Regions from separate parts of the Mus musculus genome. Here all the other regions are linked to region 1. Evidence: chromatin loops called from intact Hi-C (ENCODE). Cell type or tissue: left cerebral cortex. All regions are shown on one strand.

Region 1 (5,000 bases):
GAGTAAGGCAATTTATAAAATCAAATGGGCTTTTTCAACTGTTTCATTCAGTGTTTAGAGCTATCAAACTGTAGTCTTACAAATGCACTAGCTGATTGCTGCCCCTCCTCCTTGAGCATGCCTGAATGAAGGCTTGCTTTCAAGCTGTGTGAAATGATGGAAGACAGAAGTGGGCAAGCTCTGGTCCGGTGTGTAACCCAAGGGTGGCTACTCATCTTTCAAATTTCATTTCCATTGTCTGTAAAATGGAGATAATAATTGTGCCTCCTTCTCGTGGACACTGAGAGGACTGAATGAGGTAACCCCTGAGAAGTGTTAGCCAAGAGCCAGGCATGTGACAAATCTTCAGTTCTTCTTAAGGGGGAGTTGAGAGCTCATGCTCAAACACGCCCGCTGTTCCATATTTTAAAGCAGACACATTCTGGGCTCTATATTAATCACTGTGTTCTGCCAAAACAGTGAGCAGAAGCACCCAGAAGAGCCATTCTCAAGTCAGTGAGAGGATTCAGTTTGGATCAAGGAACTGGTTCCCTATGGGATGCACATCTGGGACAGGCAGTAACTGAAGCTATGACCGTGTGTGGGTGGAGAACAGCTGATCTAGCTCCAGAGACAACACAGGCAGTCAAGGAAACTGGACAGGGTCTAGGCAGTTACAACAAGAGGTTCAGCAAACTACAAGAGGAGCACAAGTCAGGCCTAGGGACTCTCCCGGAGGGCTTGTGCTGAAGGTTTGAAGAAATAAAGAAAGGATAATACGATGTGCCTGGCGGTTTGTAGCACCAAAGCTCTCAATGGTTTTGTTGGTCATTTGTAGAACCTGCTGCCTTTAAGACAGGAGCATCCTGTGCCTTGCGTAAACTTGAGCCAACTCACAGTGGGCAGGGAAACCAAGCCTCCGAAACAGGGCCTTCTGAGAGCGGTAGAGGGCTGTGTGCTTGACAGGTTGCTCAGAGTAAATCATACTAATTTTCTACTTTGTCTTTATGTGGGCTGCAAGCCCCAAAAGATGTAAAGATAAGTTTCTGTAAGGGGTCTTGCTGCAGTGATGAGTGATGACCATGGAATATAGAAGAACATTTATCCAGTTATATTGACTTCAACCCACTAAGCACAGGTTTGTGTTGTTGTTTTTTTTTTTGTTTGTTTGTTTGTTTGTTTGTTTTTTTAACATTGTGCCTTGTAGGATAGGGCTATAGCTCAGTGGTAGAATACTTGTAGACCTACATAGGCTTGATGCCCAGCACTGAGAGAATACAATTAAGTCTTGGATATTTGCCTATCTGACACCCTGGAGGCTTGGAAACAGTTCAATATCTAATATTGCTTATGTCTTACATTTTGTGTGTGTCTTATTTTGTACAGTTGCTGTCACATGATTGTCACCGCTAATATCAAAGTCATCGATATGATCAATGGCCCCTATTAGAACTCTGATCAGGCTCTGCTTGCTTTCTGATAGCAGATTGCAATAATGACTTTTTGAAAGATTTGTTTGACTCTTATATTTTGCACAAGTTTAAAGATTTCTTTGTCCCTCAACCCACAGAGCTAGACTACACTAGAGTGACTATCGGGTCGGATACACCTTATGAAAAAGCCAGTTGACAGGGAGAAGTTTGGACAATGCAAGCTCCTCTATTAGAAAAAGATTCAGGGAACTCAGGAGATTGGGTGGTTTAGAGGACTCAGCACCAGGGGCGGATACAAATAAACTGGACGAGCCACAGCCCAGGAGAACAATCATTTACTCAAGTGTTTACCCAAAACACTTGAGGTGATAGGGTTGAAGGAGCAGGGCGGAAGAGGCTAGGATACATTCTAAGATGTCAACAACTCTCAAAGACTGAAGAACACTAACGCGCACACAGTGGGTCACCCGACTCAGCGCGGCAGCTACTTGCCCTGAATTGGGACCTTTAGAGCAGCAGTTCTCGACCTTCCGCATGCTGCGACCCTTTAATTCAGTTCCTCATGTTGTGGTGACCCCCTATCATAAACGTAGTTTCGTTGTTACTTCATAACTGATTTTGTTACTGTAAATATTTTTTGGAGCTAGAGGGTTGCTAGAGGGGTCGCGACCCACAAATTGAGAAGCACGCTAGAATACAGGGGCAGTTTGAATCTAAATCCCTAACTCACAGACAAAAACGGTTTCTGAAATAGAGTTTCATAGACTCTTCACAATCATTTCATTGCATTTTCTATTGACATTCACAGCAAAGGCATCCTAAGAGCTCAATTTTCACTTTCTTTTTTACTTATAAACCAAGCACCGCCCAGCATTTTCCAATGTGGTTCACAAGCGCCCTCTAGTGACCGGGAGGCCAGTAACAGGGATCCCTTTCTCCAAATGACCAAATGTTGGGTCGATTAAACAGATCTGCCGTTTTTTACTTTCACAGCTATAAAACTAGCTTTTTCTTTCTTCTAAAAACTAACTAAACTAACAACAACAACAACAATAACAACAACAACAAATCAACTCACATCTACATTAAAATATTAGGCAATAATGCCAAGCCATGCAGACTTCTGCACACATTTCAAAGAAAGTAACTTTTGCCATATCTCATCATATGCCTGAGAAAGTATGACAGCAAATTATAAAAAGAATATTTTTTAATAATATACTTTGCATGGTTACCTCTTCCTAACTTTTTATCATTTCTATGACTATTTACAAATAAATGATCGCAATGGCGAAACGCGCTGATTTAACAGAGCCTAATGATGATTCCCCCACCAGCGCCCCCACCCACCCCCACCCCCACACCACACAAAGCACAGGCTTGTAGCAGATGCGTTAATTCCATAACCCCATTCTGGAGAACTCAAACGGGTGGCCAATTTCAGTATGCAAAACCATATGTTTCCCTTTCAAAACTTCTTAATGGTTGTCATCACTTAAAACTCTGGACGTCAGGAGAACTGCACTTGCCAGCGTCTGTCCTGCCTGTACAGGTGCGGCAGGTTCCCCCAAGCCCTATCAGGAGTCCTTTCAGGAGGGGTCTGTGCAACCCATTTAGCCACACTCAATCCATTTCAGCAATTTCAGTCTGTGATCAACTTCAATTTTTCCTGCCAAAAGTTCTCTTTCTAATCCTAATAACGAAGATGACTTTCCAACCAGACAAGCATCACATAAGCACATGCCAGAGAAAACACACCAGAAGAAATGGGGGGTGGGGCGCACCCACCTCAGGGATAGAGAAGCAACGTCGCACAGAATCCCCACTCTGTGGACGCATTGAGTTCATTTTTGTATCATGAATCTTGTCTTAGTTCTACCACGCCAAGAGCCTCACTGTGGGCTCCCATGCAGCAAATAAGCACCCCTCCACACACACACACACCCCATCACAAACCATCTCAAGATCTTTTCTGGGAACCAGAGCCTGGGCTAACAATACTCAGTGCAAGACAGTCCAAGCAAGCGGCCGGGAGACACTCACGGGTGTGCTGCTGTCGGAGAAGGTGTTCATGCTGACAGAGCTGCTCAGCTTGTCTGAAGAGACAGAAGGTGGGGATGGGCTCCGCTTCTCCAGGGGGTCCTGCCTCTGCAAGTACTCTCGCCATGCTCGCTGGATGCTGCAGAAAAACCCAGCAATATGTCACGGCCAGCCATCACCCACACACTCCGAAGGGCACGGGGGCGGGGACTGGTTTAGAGATAGAGAAACTGTAAGCTAGATTGTGCTCGAAAGAAAAGCGCTTGGGTTTTAGCTCCATTTTGGCCACCAAGACTGGATTTTAAACATGAAACAAAATAGAGCAAAACAACAAAACCAATTGGATTGCCTTTCTCAGACTTAACTCGGCTAACTCAGCCTTAAAAAACAAATTTAGTAGGGGAAGAAAGAACCCACATCAGTCAAAGTCAAAACTGGCTTGTACACTGATTTTTTTCTGTGCGTATGTTTTAATTTCTCATCTTTGAGAAAAATGGACAGGTGGACGATTACATATTTATTCATCCAATGCAAGATTTTAGAGGTTCCATGGGTAGGCTCTGGACAGGGACCACAGAGCACATTTCCGGGATTCCACTCACACAGACCTCAAGGGGAGGGGGGTGTGGCATTCTCAACACTGAGCAATGTGTCTGCATGGCCAGATGCTGTGGTCTGGTGGCCCTGATTTGGCGGACAAGACCACAAGGACATTATAGTCATTTACTTAACATACTGTAGAAGGGACACAGGTAATAAACGCCCAAAAGTGTCCTGTGCTAAATAAGACAGTAAAGTAACAGATAATTAGGGGGCATTTTGTTTTGTTTGATTTTTGGTTTTTGTTTGTTTTTTTTTTTTTTTTTTTTTTTGTTTTTTTTTGTTTTTTTTTTTTGGCTTTTTGGTTGTTTGTTTTGGCTTTTGTTTTTGTTTTGAGACAGGGTTTCTCTGTGTAGCTCTGGTTACCCTGGAACTCACTTAGTAAACCAGGCTGGCCTTGAACTCAGAGATCTGCCTGCCTCTGTGTCCTGAGACTAAAGGCATACATTTCTACACTAGGCTTTTTTTTGTTTGGGGTTTTGTTGGTTTTTGTTTTTGAAGCTGTGGTTAATATCAGGAAAATAAAAAAAACAAAAACCTTTCTAATAATAGAAACTGTAAGACAAGGGCTGTCAACATACAGCCTGGTCCTTCCTTGCACAGCTGCTGACCCTTTCTAGTGATAATTGCTCACTGTTTTATTGCCTGCTTCTTGAACAAAATGTACCCTCACAGATTTTTCCTTGGGTTTAAGGTTTTAAACATAATTTTAAATTCCTGCAGATGGCTTTTGGCCTCATTGTTCCCTCTAGGGCATCCTTTATTAGAGAGCTGAAAACTTTTGGATATTTGTGAATCACATGATCTGACGTTCAGAGGTGGGGGTCTTCCAGAACTCAGTTAACACTTCAGGAGCACTCTGGATAAACCTGGTCATTTAGGTCTCAAAAAATGTTCTACTTAAAAATAAACTGAGAGTTTATAAGACTCTAAGGCATTCTTCTCTAC
Region 2 (5,000 bases), 660 kb before region 1:
CACAGGCAGATGCAGAGCTTCTAGGACTCTTCTGCCCTCATTTGTACAGGTTGAAGCTTCATAAACACACGGAGAATGAAATGTTTATTTTGTTTTAGTAACCCCTCTGTCTCATCTGGCAAGTGATAGCAGCCATCCTCCCGCCTCTGAGCTACATCTCCTGTAGACTTTCGTCGACCTGTGCAGATCTTGTCTGCTGGACTGAGACCTGAGGACCGAATGAATGCGGTGAATTACCATCTGATGTTTAAACAGCAGTTTTCCTGTTTCACTGTACTTTCATATGCGACCGTAACAAAGAAAGCAATGGAGGTTGTTTGAGTTCAGAAAAACGTGTCAATAAACACCGGTAAGAAATACTGAATACTGACAGAGCAGCCTTTCCCAGAACTCTCTCCGCACAGAGCAATTCAAACACAGTTGTCTGGCATGCGCTACAGATTATATCTGGGAAAGGTCGAAAGCAAGGCAGGAGGCCATGTCAGAGTCAGATTGGGTCCTGTAGCTGTGGTCTGGCATCCAACAAGAATAAACATGTCTTATAAATGAAATGTAAATGTTTCTCACAGGAGGCATGGACTCGTGTCCAAGAACCATCCAGGGAACAAAATGCCCTGATGTAAAGGTCCTCTGCCTTATTTCTTGTTGCTTCTCTCACAGATCTCCAAGGCATTGTTTACTATGCACCATTCTTTTTTTTTTTTCTCGCTTCCCATTTTTTTTCTTGTGACTTTGAGAATAAATCTCTCCCAAATGACACCTTTCTCCTTCAAACACTTCAGTTGTATATTTTACATATGTCATTTTTACACGACAGTCACAGCTCCCACCTGGAGTTTTGCAACACTGTCTGCATGTTACTTTTTTTTTTTTTTTAGAATATGCATGTTTTATTCTGAATAATTTTGCATAATAAAAATGAAAGTACAAAATAATTAAGACACACAATATTTTAACAAGCTGAAATAAATTATGAGAGGAAGGAGTAGAGACTTTTCTTATAAAAGTTTAAAATACCCTTCCACTTTCACTGATGAGACACAAAGCTCAAACCCTGAATTCTGGTAGCGAGATTCTAACAGAATCTATTATTTTCTTTTTTTTTAAATTAGGTATTTTCCTCATTTACATTTCCAATGCTATCCCAAAAGTCCCCCATACCCTCCCCCCCACCCCCTTACCCATTCACTCCCACTTTTTGGCCCTGGCATTCCCCTTTACTGGGGCATATAAAGTTTGCAAGTCCAATAGGCCTCTCTTTCCAGTGATGGCCGACTAGGCCATCTTTTGATACATATGCAGCTAGAGTCAAGAGCTCCAGGGTACTGGTTAGTTCATATTGTTGTTCCACCTATAGGGTTGCAATTCCCTTTAGCTCCTTGGGTATTTTCTCTAGCTCCTCCATTGGGGGCCCTGTGATCCATCCAATAGCTAACTGTGAGCATCCACTTATGTGTTTGCTAGGCCCCGGTGTAGTCTCACTAGAGACTGCTATATCAGGGTCCTATCAGCACAGTCTTGCTAGTGTATGCAATGGTGTCAGCGTTTGGAGGCTGATTATGGGATGGATCCCTGGATATGGCAGTCTCTAGATGGTCCATCCTTTTGTCTCAGCACCAAACTTTGTCTCTGTAACTCCTTCCATGGGTGTTTTGTTCCCAATTCTAAGAAGGGGCAAAGTGTCCACACTTTGGTCTTCATTCTTCTTGAGTTTCATGTGTTTTGCAAATTGTAACTTATATCTTGGGTATTCTAAGTTTCTGGGCTAATATCCACTTATCAGTGAGTACATATCATTTGAGTTCTTTTGTGATTGGGTTACCTCACTCAGGATAATGCACTCCAGGTCCAACCACTTGCCTAGGAATTTCATAAATTCATTCTTTTTAATAGCTGAGTAGTACTCCATTGTGTAAATGTACCACATTTTTTTGTATCCATTCCTCTGTTGAGGGGCATCTGGGTTCTTTCCAGCCTCTGGCTATTATAAATAAGGCTGCTATGAACATAGTGGAGCATGTTTCTTTCTTACTAGTTGGAACATCTTCTGGATATATGCCCAGGAGAGGTATTGCGGGATCCTCTGGTAGTACCATGTCCAATTTTCTGAGAAACCGCCAGACTAATTTCCAGAGTGGTTGTACAAGCTTGCAATCCCACTAACAATGGAGGAGTGTTCCTCTTTCTCCACATCCTCGTAAGCATCTGCTGTCGCCTGAATTTTTGATCTTAGCCATTCTGACTGGTGTGAGATGGAATCTCAGGGTTGTTTTGATTTGACTATGCACCATTCTTTTTACCATATTCTAACGCCCCCAATCTCATTTTTTTATATTTGGGCCTTTTAACTCTTTCCGTGCAGGTCCTCAGCAGACCTGCAATCGTTTCCTGCAAACTCTTGTCAGTTATACTGCTTTGCTATAGAATACTGGAAATTATTCCCACTATGTTACTTATTTCAGGACAGGTGCTGAGACATGTCCCTCCCCCACACTCTCTGTCTTTCTAAACTCTAGTGGTCACCGTTTATATTATTTGTTTGTAAGGACGACTTTGAGCTATCCAGTCACTCCTCTAGTAGTTTCAGACACAGTATATCACCGTAGAGATTTAAAAGGCACGGGCAGCTTCAATATTAACAGGATCACATTGAGATCTTGTTAATTGTCTAGGTTCATGGTCTGACTTAAACGCCTCTGGGTACTTGTGTTTATGATAGACGCTAGGAAAAGTTGAATTCATTAAAAATTAAAAAGTGGAAATTTCAAGTTTAGGAATACTCAGCCATATACCAGGCAGCCACTAGGTGGCATGAGTGAGTCCTTAGCGTTGCTCTTCAATCTAGGCTCCAGATCCCAGAACAGTTTAAAAGAGAAACCTGTGGGGCATAGAAGACGGCAGTCCAAATGTTGGATGTTTATTATTGGTTGAGCATGGGATGAGGCAATGGGATCCTGCAGAAGGGCAGGATCTCCTTAAGTCACCAGCGAAGTTTGCGAAGGACCGGGACTCTTTTTTTTTTTTTTTTTTTTTTTTTTTTTTGGTTTCTTGAGACAGGGTTTCTCTGTATAGCCCTGGCTGTCCTGGAACTCACTTTTTCCTGCCTCTGCCTCCCCGAGTGCTGGGATTAAAGGCGTGTGCCACTACTCTCGGTTCAGGACTTTAACCTTCGCAGCAAGGGGCTTTTCTGCACCCCCGCAACGCAAGATCACAAAGGTGAAGGTGGAAAATGCAGTAAGTGGGTGATGTTTTCTGTGGACCAGTGCGATTGCGCCGGCAAGCACAGGTTCTTCCAAGAACATGTTACTGTTTCTGAGAGGTCAGTACGTGCAGCAGATGAGATAAAACACCTCTTCCATTTCCGGGTCTCTGATAAATGCTTCCTTCACCAGCACTGGGGAAGAGCACAGAAGAGACTGGACTTCTGTCCTCGATGTCGGCCACCGCTGTGACAGATGCCTTGTGTTGGAGCTTGCTTAAGCTCATGGAGCTGAACGAGGGCAAAGATGAATTGTCTGCCGTGTGCCGAATACTTTTCCTTTTGGGCCACATAAATTACTTTTGCTATCTACACTTTTTAATTTCAATTTAATTTTAATTTGACTTGCAAACAAATGAAAATCGGACTTTTCATTGTGCACATTATACCTGTCTTAGGGTTTCTACAGATTTGATGAAATACCATGGCCACAAGCAACTTGTCAAGGAAAGGGTTTATGTGATCCACATATCCTGAATTATGTAGCCCGCTGAAGGAAGCTAAGAGCTAAGGAAGGAACTCAAACTAGGCAGGAGCCAGGGAGGGGTGTTTCCTACTGGCTTGCTCCTTACTACTTGTCAGCCTGCTTTCTTATACAACCCCAGACTGCTAGCCCAGGGATGTTGCTACCCACCATGGGCAGGGCCCTCCTACTTCAATCACTAATTTAAAAAATACCCTACAGTCCTTTTGGACAGGAATAGCATGAGGACAAAATGTAGCTACTAGTGCCTCCCGGTTTCAAGGGTGGATCCATCAGGATTCGCCACCGTTGGATTTAGATTTAATAAGGCTTATAAGATTAGGATTTTAGTTGTTGTACCCAGAAATTGAGTTACCATTATTTCTGAAAACAAAACAAAACAAAACAAACCCGAAAAACCTTACAGGTCGATCTTATGTAGGCATTTTCTCAGTTGAGGCTCCTTCTCTGATGTGTCTCTAGCTTGTGTCAAGTCGACATAAAACTAGCCAGCACACTTCCCTAGCAATTATGTCATATAAAGGAATAAATTGTTCAGTCTTTAAAAACTGTTAAGAAGCAATGGACTAGGGGGGAGCCGGAAGAGAGAGACATCCAAACACCCACTCCAGGCTCTGCAATGGGTACCACTACAATGAGAGAATGGAGATGATGGAGAGAAAGCAGAGGCAAAGCTGAGTGGTCCCTGCACTGTAGAGAGAGGGAACTGGAGATGAGATGATGGTGTGGCACAGGAGGATGTGAGGTGTCTGAGCAACCACTGGGGTCATGGTGATATCTGGACCCCGGCTGCCTCCAAGGTCTGTGGCCCTACTACATCTGGGGTCTATGCTGCTATCTGAAGGGAGGGCATCCCCATATCAGTGGTCTTGGCTGCCACCTGAAGCCATAGTGACTTCCTGGCTCATGCTGCTGCTGGGAGCATGTCTAGACCCAGGGTCCTGTCACAGCCAGGGTCTATGTTGATGTTGGAGGCATGTGTTACCATCAAAGGCTGTGCAGATGTGCCCGGCCTGGGTTACTGTCTGAAACCATGTTGATGTCCAAGCATTGTGTTGAGTTGGCCTTGCCCCTTGCCTCTGGCGGGAGAGCTGTCTCTACCTCTCACCTGGACAGCATGGGAGAGTTGACTCTGGTAGCTCTGGGGTGGGAAATCTGGCCCCAGTGGAGTGAGTTAGGGAGAGGTGAGCCTGTTCCGTACTGGGTGCAGTACTAGGAAGAGCGGGCAGCCCCTTCCCTGAGGAGCACAGTAGAGCT
Region 3 (5,000 bases), 550 kb before region 1:
CCATTTTACAGATCAGGAGGCTGAGGCACAGTGATGTCATTAGCAAGTGCTACTAAGTGACAGTCAGGCCCTGGGCTCCTCAGAGCCTGCTGCGACTTGCCACGCCCGACCTCCTTCCGAGTGACTGATCCAGGCAGGGCTCTGGACCGCTTGATGGTGAAGAGGCACTGCTGTGAACTGAGTGTGTAGATGCGTCATTTCTCTGTTCTGTGGGATGTTTGAGTGGGATGTGGGAGGATGAATCCGGGAACAGTTGATGAGAGACACCAAAGCCTGGAAGAACGGGGACTATGATGGAAAGGCATGAGTCTTCTTTTAAAGGCATTTTTACTGCTACTATTTACTTATCTACTTAACTACAAATCTATTATACATCTGAAAAGACACAACAAATTATGGCCACCCACCACCCCCATGTAAACAACAACATGGAAGGGTTTGTGTTCTCAGTAAAAGCACTTCCATGGGTTTCATGCATATGAGAATCTGCAAAAGATAAAGCTGAAGGACGTGAGATTGAATTAGAAGGTGATCCTGGGTGGGGATGAGGCTCAGTTGAGCTGCTTGGTTGAGGAGGAGCATGAAATTCTGAGCTCAGTGAGCAACTCTGAGGGAGAGGGAACGGTGCTGGGAGACCTCCAGTCAGCCAGCTCACTGCTGTTGGTGGGTGAAGCTTCCAAAAGGGAGTGGTGTTTCACAACCAACGCCCAATGCATGTTCGTGACCACTGTCTAAGGGAGGGGTGTTAACTGCACTGATGGTACCATGAGAACACATTAAAGATGATGTAGGATGAAAGCCAAATCCTAGAAGCTCTTGTAATTAACATTCTGCTGTCCACCGAGGCCATTTTTTAAAAAATATAACATGAAGCCCTGTGCCCACCCCCACCTTTTTGTGCAATAGCGCAGGCAATTGAATTCTCATTGTTGATAAAAAAATTCATAAGACAGGGTACAGCTGGTTATGCCTTTAGCAAGATGTCAAATTCAGCCTGCACAAAATTAATTGCACCTAATTAAACTGGGGTCACTGGCATTATTATAAAGCAAGGCTATTTATTAGACAAAGAAAATTTCACAAACACCAATTTACTTTTCTTTCGGATTTGTGAAAGAGAAAAATTGCTTACTTAATTAAATTTGTTTTGCTATTTTAATCTTATTACTTCTCAAAAGATCCACTTTAAATTCTGTCTCACTTTGGAAATTGTGTAATATTTTAGAATAAGGTCTCCTTGAAACAAGGCATTCAAAACAGAAAGGCATTCTGTAGAGTATGAGACGACAATTCACAAAGAATTAAAAGTGGATGTATAGCCGCAGTTTGCTGTGATGCTGGTGCTACCAATGTGAAGAATTGTTTGTTTGTTTCTAAACAAATTAATAGCATGTGTATGAGATCAATGTGAAGTTTTAAAGATACACCATGCATTAGAAATAAGGCACTTTGGTATGCACTTCTCATTTCAAGGAAGATGCTGTAGAAGGAGTCTCACTGCACTGAGACAGGTCAGCTTCTTTCTTCTCCCATGCCGGGCTAAAACAGCCACTCCACTTACTTCCAGGAAATTATGCGAAAATTATTACTGTTAGAGACAAGACAGTGATTCACTTTCCTGGCAAATGATGCTGGCTCACTTCACACACACACACACGGGGGGGGGGGGGGGGGGGGGGGAGGGAGAGAGAGAGAGAGAGAGAGAGAGAGAGAGAGAGAGAGAGAGAGAGAGAGAGATCTCCCATATTCAAAGTCCCATGCATCTCGGTTCTTTAAAGCTTCCTAGACCCACTGTTTTGGGTCTAGCTAAGCTGGCCATGCTTCTCCCTCTCCCACGCAAACACAGAGGAGGTAGCAGGTGTTTGTAATTGGCCTTGCTTCAGTCATTCACCAATAAACATGGAAGGCCAAGAAAGAAATGAATTTTGATTTGGGGATAGTTGAGATAAGTAAACAGTAATCATTATTCAAACCAGCTGCTCACAAACACTCTGGGGAACTTGTTTTTTATCACACAGCCTGGAGGGAAGGATAGAGCTCATCCCCGCTCCTCGATCGCTCTGCGAGCGTGATCAAGAAGACGGTTGTCTAGGATGCCTTTATACCTGCGTATGCTGAAGAAAATCCATCTCGAGTTAAGGTAGAAAGAGAGTGAAATATCAGACCGATCTGGGGCTACCGCAAAGAGAGGCGAGGAAGGGAAGTTTTCTTCTTGATGGCCAGTTGGGTTGTAATGCTCATAAATAAAAGATTTCCTAGACGCCTATCAGTAATGGCTGTTCATCTTGTGTCCCCACAGCGTCAAGACCTCCTTCTATCTCCTCAACACTCAGCTTCGTAAGTTCAAGATGTGGGAGGAGAGCAAGAGCCGATCCTGACTGTGGCCAGTGACAACTGTGCAGGGAAGCTTTACACCAGAAGCAAACAGAAAGCTGCGAGTGAGGGCAAGCCCGTGCCATCAGCAGGAGGAAGCTGCAGCAGGAGGGCTGCGAGGTGAAGGCCAGCCTTCGCAAGGCAGCACGACCTACCCCACACCCCGAATATTACTAAACCTAGGATATTTCTTGGAAAATCTCATTTCAAAAAAAAGCAGGTAATCCATTTTTCTTATTTCCTATTAAGCAGTTAAGACCTTTTCCAAAACGATAGAAGAATGACAAAGATCACACAGTCTCAGTTTTAAGAAGGTGATTATGTCTGGATTAGCAAATTTTGCAGGAAAATGTGACACGCCATGTAAGCCACACTCCACATGTGTCAGGTCTAATGAGCTGTGTTAGGCAGCAATCTCCAACGTTCTTTGGCTATGGTATTAAGTATAAAATGTCTTTATGGGATTATTGTAAGCCTAGCTTACATCTAACACTTACCACTTTAAAAAAAAAAACTGCTTTAAGAGAGATAACACCATCCAGACAAATGCAGCAGGGCTGAAACCTGGTGCACCATCCCAACCTTGACCTTGAAGGCACGACTGACACACTCGGACTCTCACGCACCTTCACACCTCTTACATAACGAATATGACTAATTTTTTTTTTTTTTGCAGGTGAGTTCACACCCTTTAATGAGCATGAACAGGAGGTAGATTGATTTGGTTTCCAAAGATCCCATTTACTTCAGTAGGCCCTGCCTTAGAAAACAAGCTTCCAATTTCAGAATCCAATACTTGGTGGGGGTGTTTCTGCATAGAGTCTCACTTGGTCACCCCAGCTTGCCTGGTGCTTCGTATATCAGCCTCAAACTTACTCTTCCTTCTGCCTCAGTCTTCTCTGTGCTGGGCCTGTGTTACCAGGCCTGGCTCTGTCAATTAGTTGTAAAGGCTGCACTCCATTTCATACTGAGGACCGAAGTCTTCAGGGTAGTGCATTCACAACAGGTCTATCTGGTTCTAGATGTGTAGCTAACGCAACACACCTGCTCTTGTGCATTCTGGAGTACTGTAGTGCTGAGCTGACATCCTCAAATACTTCTGTAAGAGACAAGGTAGTTCCCACCCCGTGAAATGCTTTTGGAATGACTGGTAGTGATCGGGGCGGGTTTGGTAGGAGTGGGAGGAAGATACAGAAGGTGACAAGAGAGAGGAACCAGCATGCCTTCTAAACGCATATGAAATTAACAAGGAACAAAATGAAATCAATAAAAACACTTACGGAGAAAATTTACATCCTTAATAGCCTCAATGACCACAGGTTATATAATAGGGATATCTAACAGCAATTTAGTTTTCCTGGAGATCCCTCCGCCCCCTGACACTACATTATGGCTAATGAGGATGACGGTAGTCAATCATAACAGATTTTCTATTTACAAGATAAAGCGATGTTTCTTAGAAACATTTAGGATCCTTCTTAAATATCACCTTGAGAGAAATTAGAAAAGTCATGGTGTTCTCGCAAATGATGCGCTCATCCTAGAACAGAGATGAGTCCCTCTGAGAGAACACTCTATAAATAATCTCTCCAAGGCGAGCCAACAAGTGCAGCTTGTTATACGCTACTTCGAAGTACATTCGTGTTTGCATAGCTGTCTCCAGGGGAAGAGGACTCGGTGCTTTTCCAATTTGGCTCTGCTCTAAGTCTCAAGTGGCTCTGGGAAATGGAGATAGGAACCAAATGGTAGAAGGGCAGAAAAGAGGACGGGGGAAGCAATTTTTGGGAACCCCAATTCCTGATCCTCAGTACTCTCCAATTGGAGAAGGAATATTTGGTTTTACATACAGGGTTTCTTCGTAGAATTTTACTTGAGAAGGTATTTCTGCTGAGGTTAGGTGTGGTGGTGTACTGCTTTAATCCCAAGACTTAAGAGGCAGACGCAGGCTAGCCTTTGTGAGTTTGAGGCCAGCCTGGTCTACATGTTGAGTTCCAGGCCAGCCAGAGCTACATAGTGAGGCCCTGTCTCAAAAACAAAAACAGAAACATGAACTCAAACCAGACAAATATTGAAAACCTCCATGAGACTTAAGCATAACGTGGTGGATACCACTATCTACCTGTTCTTATGAAATCCTCCTAACATCTGTGACAGGAAGACAGATACCCAGGAAAGAGAAACACCAGCACAAGAGTATGAAAATCTTAGGAAGATAAAATAAAATGTACAGAGATATTCAAGTGTTTCAGCGGCATGTGAGAGGGGCTGCTACTGGAGGAGCAGAAATTGACACTGCAGAATCCTGCGAATACTCAGGGGTGCAGAGACTCAGAGCAACTCACAGACTCTGTACTTGAAAGGACCATCTAGACCAGCTCTCTGCCTGGCTAATCTCTGGCCTCGAAGAATCAGGAAGTTTATTCTCACATCAGAAGTGCTCTAGACTGGAGTACCCTAAACACACACTAAACTTCCAAGCCTTCCCTTCCTAGGGTCATCAGACACTACCAGACTTGCATACAACCCCTCACAGTGAGGTTCAGCGGTTCTTTTCTACTGTAAGTCACAGACTAAGAGAAAAGACTAGATACGTTCAGTTGACTGAATTCCAGTGAAGGACTGACTGC
Region 4 (5,000 bases), 640 kb before region 1:
GCCTGTATTGTATGCACTCAAACATGTGCATATCTGTGCCTACACCATGCAGAAGCCAGAGAAGAGATCACGTGACTCTCCATCTTATTTCTTTGAGGCATGCTTTCTCCCTGAACCTGGAGATTTCATGGCTAAACTTGCAGCAAGAAAGCCTCCATAGGCCTCCTGTCTCCACTCTCTGGAGTTAGAGAGCAGTTCAGGACCACACCCTGTTTGTTACATAGGAGCCCCAGGCCAAACTCAAGTCCTCTTAATCATCGGACTGTCTCTCCAGTCCTAATCTTGAACCTTTAAGAAAAGAATGTATTTAAAACAACAATAAGCTGGGCAATGGTGGCGCACACCTTTAATCCCAGCACTTGGGAGGCAGAGGCAGGTGGAGTTCTGAGTTCGAGGCCAGCCTGATCTACAAAGTGAGTTCCAGGACAGCCAGGGCTATACAGAGAAACCCTGTCTCGGAAAAACCAAACCAAACCAAACCAAACCAAACCAAACCAAACAACAAAAAACCCTTTTGTAGGGAACCCTCGTTCATCCTCTTAAGCTTCAGTTTCCTCCTCTGTAGAGACCTTATTTGCTTGTTGTGGGGATGGTATGAGAAGAAGCATTTGAAAAGTGCCTGATTTGTATCATGAGTCAACAAGTAGAAGGCTGCTTGCATTTGCCCTTATTGTAGAGGCCCCCTCAAGGCTCTCTAAGCAAATGTAACCTTGCAAGGCCTTTCATGGTTGGGGGATGAGGGTGTGGGGTGGGGTGGGGGTGTTCAGGTCTCTCCCAACCCAAGCTGTGCTGATTTTATCATATCTAATAAAGGACCTCTCTTCACCATGGAAAAGGAGCGCTGGCTGATAGGAGGAAGGCTTACCTGCATCAGCTCATCGATGGCCACCAGCATGCCCTTGTCTAGAATGATCTGCTGATGGTTGTGATTCTGAAGTGCTGCGTTGATGGCCTGGAACTCTGTCTGGTACATCTTCAAGTCCTCATAGATGCTACCAAGGCACAGGGTCTAGAGCGCAGGACACAATGGGCAAGGAATCATTGAGATGGGCTGGAACTACAGGACCCTGCTGCATTTCAGAAAAGTGATGTGGCTTACCATCATCAAAGACGTCTTCTGTGGGGGCAGGCAGCTCCCTCTCTAGAGAAAGAATGACCAGGCATCAGTGTTATGAATCCGTCATGGGGAAGGAACCCTTAGAGTGCTTACTTACTGTTGTGGAAGAAGTCTCTCTAGTAGCCAGGCAACTCTCGTTCTAGAAGAAAATCATAAACCGAGGAGTTTGTCTTCGTCATCATCATCATCATCACCGCCATCATCACCATCATCACCATCACCTGTTTCTATTGTAGCACTGGCTGTCCTGGAACTTACTCTGTAGACCAGGCCGGCCTTGAACTCACAGAGATCCATCTGCCTCTGCCTATCAAGTGCTGAGATTAAAGGCATGCATACCCCCCACCCATTCACTCTTAATATAAATCTCTCTGATATTTTTTTCTCAAACTAACTTTTCATTCCAGTAAAAGAAACTTCACCATCATAACTGCTTTTGGGTGGCTATGTATAGGATTCCTGTGTGCACGTGTGTGCAGGTGCATGTACTCGTGGAAATCGGAGGATGATCTTTGGGGTCTTTCTCAGCCGCTCTCCTGACTTTCTTGTTTTCTGATACAGGTTCTCTCACTGGGCCTGCAGCTCATGGATTCGGCTAGACTAGCTGGCCCAGGTATCCTCCTGTCTCTGCATGTGAAACCATCACACCCAGCTCCTACATGGGTGCTGGGGATGGGAACTTAGGTCCCCAGGCTTGTGACATGAGCACTTCAATAAGTAAGCTTCACCCGCCACACCACCCCCTTTCTTTTTAAAGATGAAATCTTGCTGTGTATCCCTGACTGGCCTCTAACTTAACAGGAGCCGGCCTTCCTCTATCCATCAAGTGCTGGAATTAAAGGTCTATACCACCATAGCCACCTCCTAGTTACCGAGTATATCCTTCAGCTTGTAGAAGTATTTGTATGGTTGTTGACTTTTTTTTTTTTCTTCAAAACTCTCACGTTTGATAGCTACAAGTAAGTATCTGGAGACAGCTGAGGTTGGCTGCACGGCTCTTAATTGTGTTTTTTGTTGTTGTTGTTGTTGTTTTTTGGGTGGGGGTCCTCCATACCTTGTGTAGTTCCAGTGGTAAACAGGTCTTCAATGTGCTGGTTTGGTCCCGTGTGATGTCTTCATGATCGATGTCTTCAGCAGTGCAGGAATAATGTTTCAGTTTTTCTCTGGCCTGGGAAAAACATAAGGAGAAGCTGAGGTGAATCTCTCAGCAAGACAGCTGGTTCCCTCTGAGACCTGCATCGCAGTGGATCAGCAGAGCCTAGGCTGGCCACTCTGAACCGTCATCTCTTTGGCCTGTAGGAAACTCAGGCTCTTCATAAGCTAAGAAACCCAACCTCCCGCACGCTCTCCCTACTCTCCTCCCCCTTTGCCTAGGCTGTCCGCCAGCAGGGTATTTTTTTCACCATGTGAACACTGGGGTGCAGCAGGCTGTACTCATCAGCATCAGTGCCACACTGTGCTGCTTGCTTCTGGTGAGTCCTGTGGCTTTTCCTTTTTCCAAGCAGCTGTGCCCTGTGAATCTCTCTCTCCCTCTATTTTTTTTCAAGTTTAACTTCTAAAGAGGAAACTGTTAAAGTCACAGCTTGATGGCTGTAACAAACTTGCAAGCCCTAAATACTAGTTGAGCTTTAATTTACATACGCGGGGACTGTCTCTTATTCCCTGGTGTGCTGGAAAGCACCACTGAACAGAATTACACAACATATTAGGAAGTCAACAGCTCTCTGACTGAAGCCTGCGATGACTTTTCCATGCAGCTGTGGTCCTGGGGTGTGACAAAGGACAGACAGCAATGTGCCCCCGTGGATTCCGTGTTCAACTAGAGAGCAATAGTGACCCAAACGAAAACAAGGTCGAATTCTATTGTGTCTCGAAGCCCAGTGCTGGTATTTGGCAGCAGAGGAGTGAGGAGCGGCTAGTTAACTTTGAATACCTCATCCCCTCCACACCAAACCTCATCTTAGGAAAACAATCTCTCCCTTCTGCAGGGATTCCTTAGGGAACCTCTCGTAAGGTTTCTCCTTCATTTTAAGGTTTCATGGCCAAGAGTGTTCTGCCTGCATGGATGTCTGTGTGGCATGTGCTCAGTGCCCACAGAGGCACAGAGAAAACGACAGGTTCCCTATGATCAGAGTTACCATGATTGTGAGCCACCATGAGGGTGTGGAAACTCTGGACCTCTGGAAGAGCAGCCAGCTCTCTTAACCACAGAGCCATCTCTCCCTCCTGGGAACCCCACTCAATTAAGACTGAGCTTGGAGGAACAGCCAGCAGCACGTTATGCAAGACGGGAAGGAAAGAAAGAAAATTCACCAAGAAGGGCTTGTGGAGCGGAGCTTATGTTGGGATAGCCATAAGACAACAAGCTAGAAGATCCTCAAGAAAGATTTAAAAACAAAACAGGAAGACAGAGTTTCCCTCCTTCCCTCCTCTGTTCCCAGGTGCTTATGAACGCACGCTCTGTTGGGGGATAGAACCCGGGAGACCCATTCATAATTAAGCCAGAATTCTACTGGATCTCCAGCCCTAGCAGCTGCAGGATATCTCAAACACATTAGCATTTTGCTGTAGCTTTGTCCCCAAAGCGAGAGGAAACCGTGGCAATTTTACAACGGAAAAGGCTATTTTGCATTCAAACATGAAACCTGAGAAAAATGAGTGGAGCCGTGACTAAAACTGGATCACACTTGCCCCAGAAAACTGGAGGCTGGACCTGCTTGCTATCTGATGTCTGAGTCCTCCCTGACATGTGTCCATCCGACAAGGGACTGCATCACAGTGCTGGACACTGGTGAGCAGGGGGAGAGACAATCTAATTCATCTCTATGGCTTGTGAAGCACAGAGAGTGTACCTAGAGACTGTCTCCCTGTTCCACCTGCCCTGAAGCAGAAGCAGGGAGCACCTGACACTGTGTCACACAGGCAGGCAGGCTGGGAGGGACATTGCAAGTCCCCACTTTCCTCTGTGTAGACACAGCCTAAACCGATGCCGTTACAATTTATTACCATTCTTCCTTTCTCTAGAGACACAGTTTCCTTTAGATTATATTTAGAAGTCTTGAAACCCTCTACGGTTCCTGCCAGATACCATAAACTTCCCAGCAGATACCAGATAGGTTAGAAGTCATGTCAACAGCGGAACTTTGAAGCCAGAAGGACAGGAGAAACTCACCGTCTTCACCATGTCATCTGTGGTCTTCAGCAGGTTTCGGGACTGGCTAAGACACCTGGCAGGTCCAGAGACTGGAATGACCCTGGCCAAACTGAGGTGGTTTAGGAGGGCAAGGGTGGCCAAAAAGAGGAGGTCTGGAAGGGAAACAAAGGGCAGGTGGAGCTTGTCAACTTGGTTTTGACCTGCCTCTTTCTTCAGCCATTCTGGCAATTTTTTCCATCCATTCTGGGTACTGACCTCCCTCCACACATAATTTAAGCCCTTCCCCGGGGCTGACAGATGAAGCAAGACCTCCCAGATCTTGTTTGGGGACTGCCTGAGACCTGCATTTTCCTTACATTGGTTTCAAGGCTGGGCTTTAGTTCTCTTCTGTGAAACGGGCATAGCCGTAGCCCCCAGGGTTGTTCTATAATGAGACCATGCTCGGTGCAGCGCAATCTAGCACGACCATCTTTCCCCTCTTCCTTCCCTTGGCCTGCAGTTGCTGGCAGCCCTTTAGTCTCCCTTAATGGGTCCAGGGCTTCTGTCTGTTCTTTCTCAAGCCTTCTCCTCTCATCAAGTCACCCTGGTCCCGGCCCTCAGGTACTTACAGCGTGATTGACACATGCTGGACCGGCACTGAGAGGAGCTGCTGGATGCCGAGGGTGAGGCTGTTGGAACGCTGACCTTGGGAGACACATTTTTATAATTGTCTGGATAGCCGGCAGGACT

What was found. Hi-C counts contacts between places; a loop is a spot of excess contacts. Peaks named below come from ENCODE experiments on the same cell type or tissue, not always from the same donor. Only the 100,000 strongest peaks of a DNase experiment are listed, where the experiment ranks them.
Region 2: a loop joins it to region 1, with 6 times the contacts of the local background. A loop is called at or near these places in 23 of 42 quality-filtered maps.
Region 3: it touches region 1 in a loop (6-fold over the local background); 5 of 42 quality-filtered maps call a loop at or near these places.
Region 4: it touches region 1 in a loop (4-fold over the local background); 6 of 42 quality-filtered maps call a loop at or near these places.

The regions. Positions count from the first base shown.
Region 1 is chr3:68,053,854-68,058,853 of GRCm38, reverse strand. It overlaps Iqschfp (Iqcj and Schip1 fusion protein), which reads right to left. Exons shown (of 11, transcript NM_001113419.2): 4 at 3,456-3,591. Iqcj (IQ motif containing J) reads right to left here. Exons shown (of 4, transcript NM_177585.3): 4 at 2,261-3,591. The coding sequence ends at 3,414. Among named protein-coding and RNA genes, the nearest start is that of Schip1, 8.4 kb to the left of the region's middle. In left cerebral cortex, a CTCF peak has its summit at 2,322 (motif pointing left); DNase peaks (open chromatin) are centred at 415, 2,304, 3,613 and 4,046; H3K4me3 peaks cover 1,630 bases; H3K27ac peaks cover 566 bases.
Region 2 is chr3:68,711,622-68,716,621 of GRCm38, reverse strand. No RefSeq gene overlaps it. Among named protein-coding and RNA genes, the nearest start is that of Il12a, 23 kb to the right of the region's middle. In left cerebral cortex, a CTCF peak has its summit at 2,798 (motif pointing right); a DNase peak (open chromatin) is centred at 2,828.
Region 3 is chr3:68,602,097-68,607,096 of GRCm38, reverse strand. The region is part of intron 6 of Iqschfp (Iqcj and Schip1 fusion protein); the gene reads right to left. The region is part of intron 3 of Schip1 (schwannomin interacting protein 1); the gene reads right to left. Among named protein-coding and RNA genes, the nearest start is that of Gm22073, 57 kb to the right of the region's middle. In left cerebral cortex, no CTCF peak of the experiment used is centred here; DNase peaks (open chromatin) are centred at 2,360, 3,538, 3,990, 4,352 and 3 more places; H3K27ac peaks cover 4,749 bases.
Region 4 is chr3:68,691,446-68,696,445 of GRCm38, reverse strand. It overlaps Il12a (interleukin 12a), which reads right to left. Exons shown (of 7, transcript NM_008351.3): 1 at 4,880-5,000; 2 at 4,290-4,423; 3 at 2,172-2,285; 4 at 1,215-1,256; 5 at 1,100-1,141; 6 at 866-1,009. The coding sequence starts at 4,895. Among named protein-coding and RNA genes, the nearest start is that of Il12a, 2.5 kb to the right of the region's middle. In left cerebral cortex, a CTCF peak has its summit at 2,517; DNase peaks (open chromatin) are centred at 2,542, 3,449 and 3,740; H3K27ac peaks cover 2,338 bases.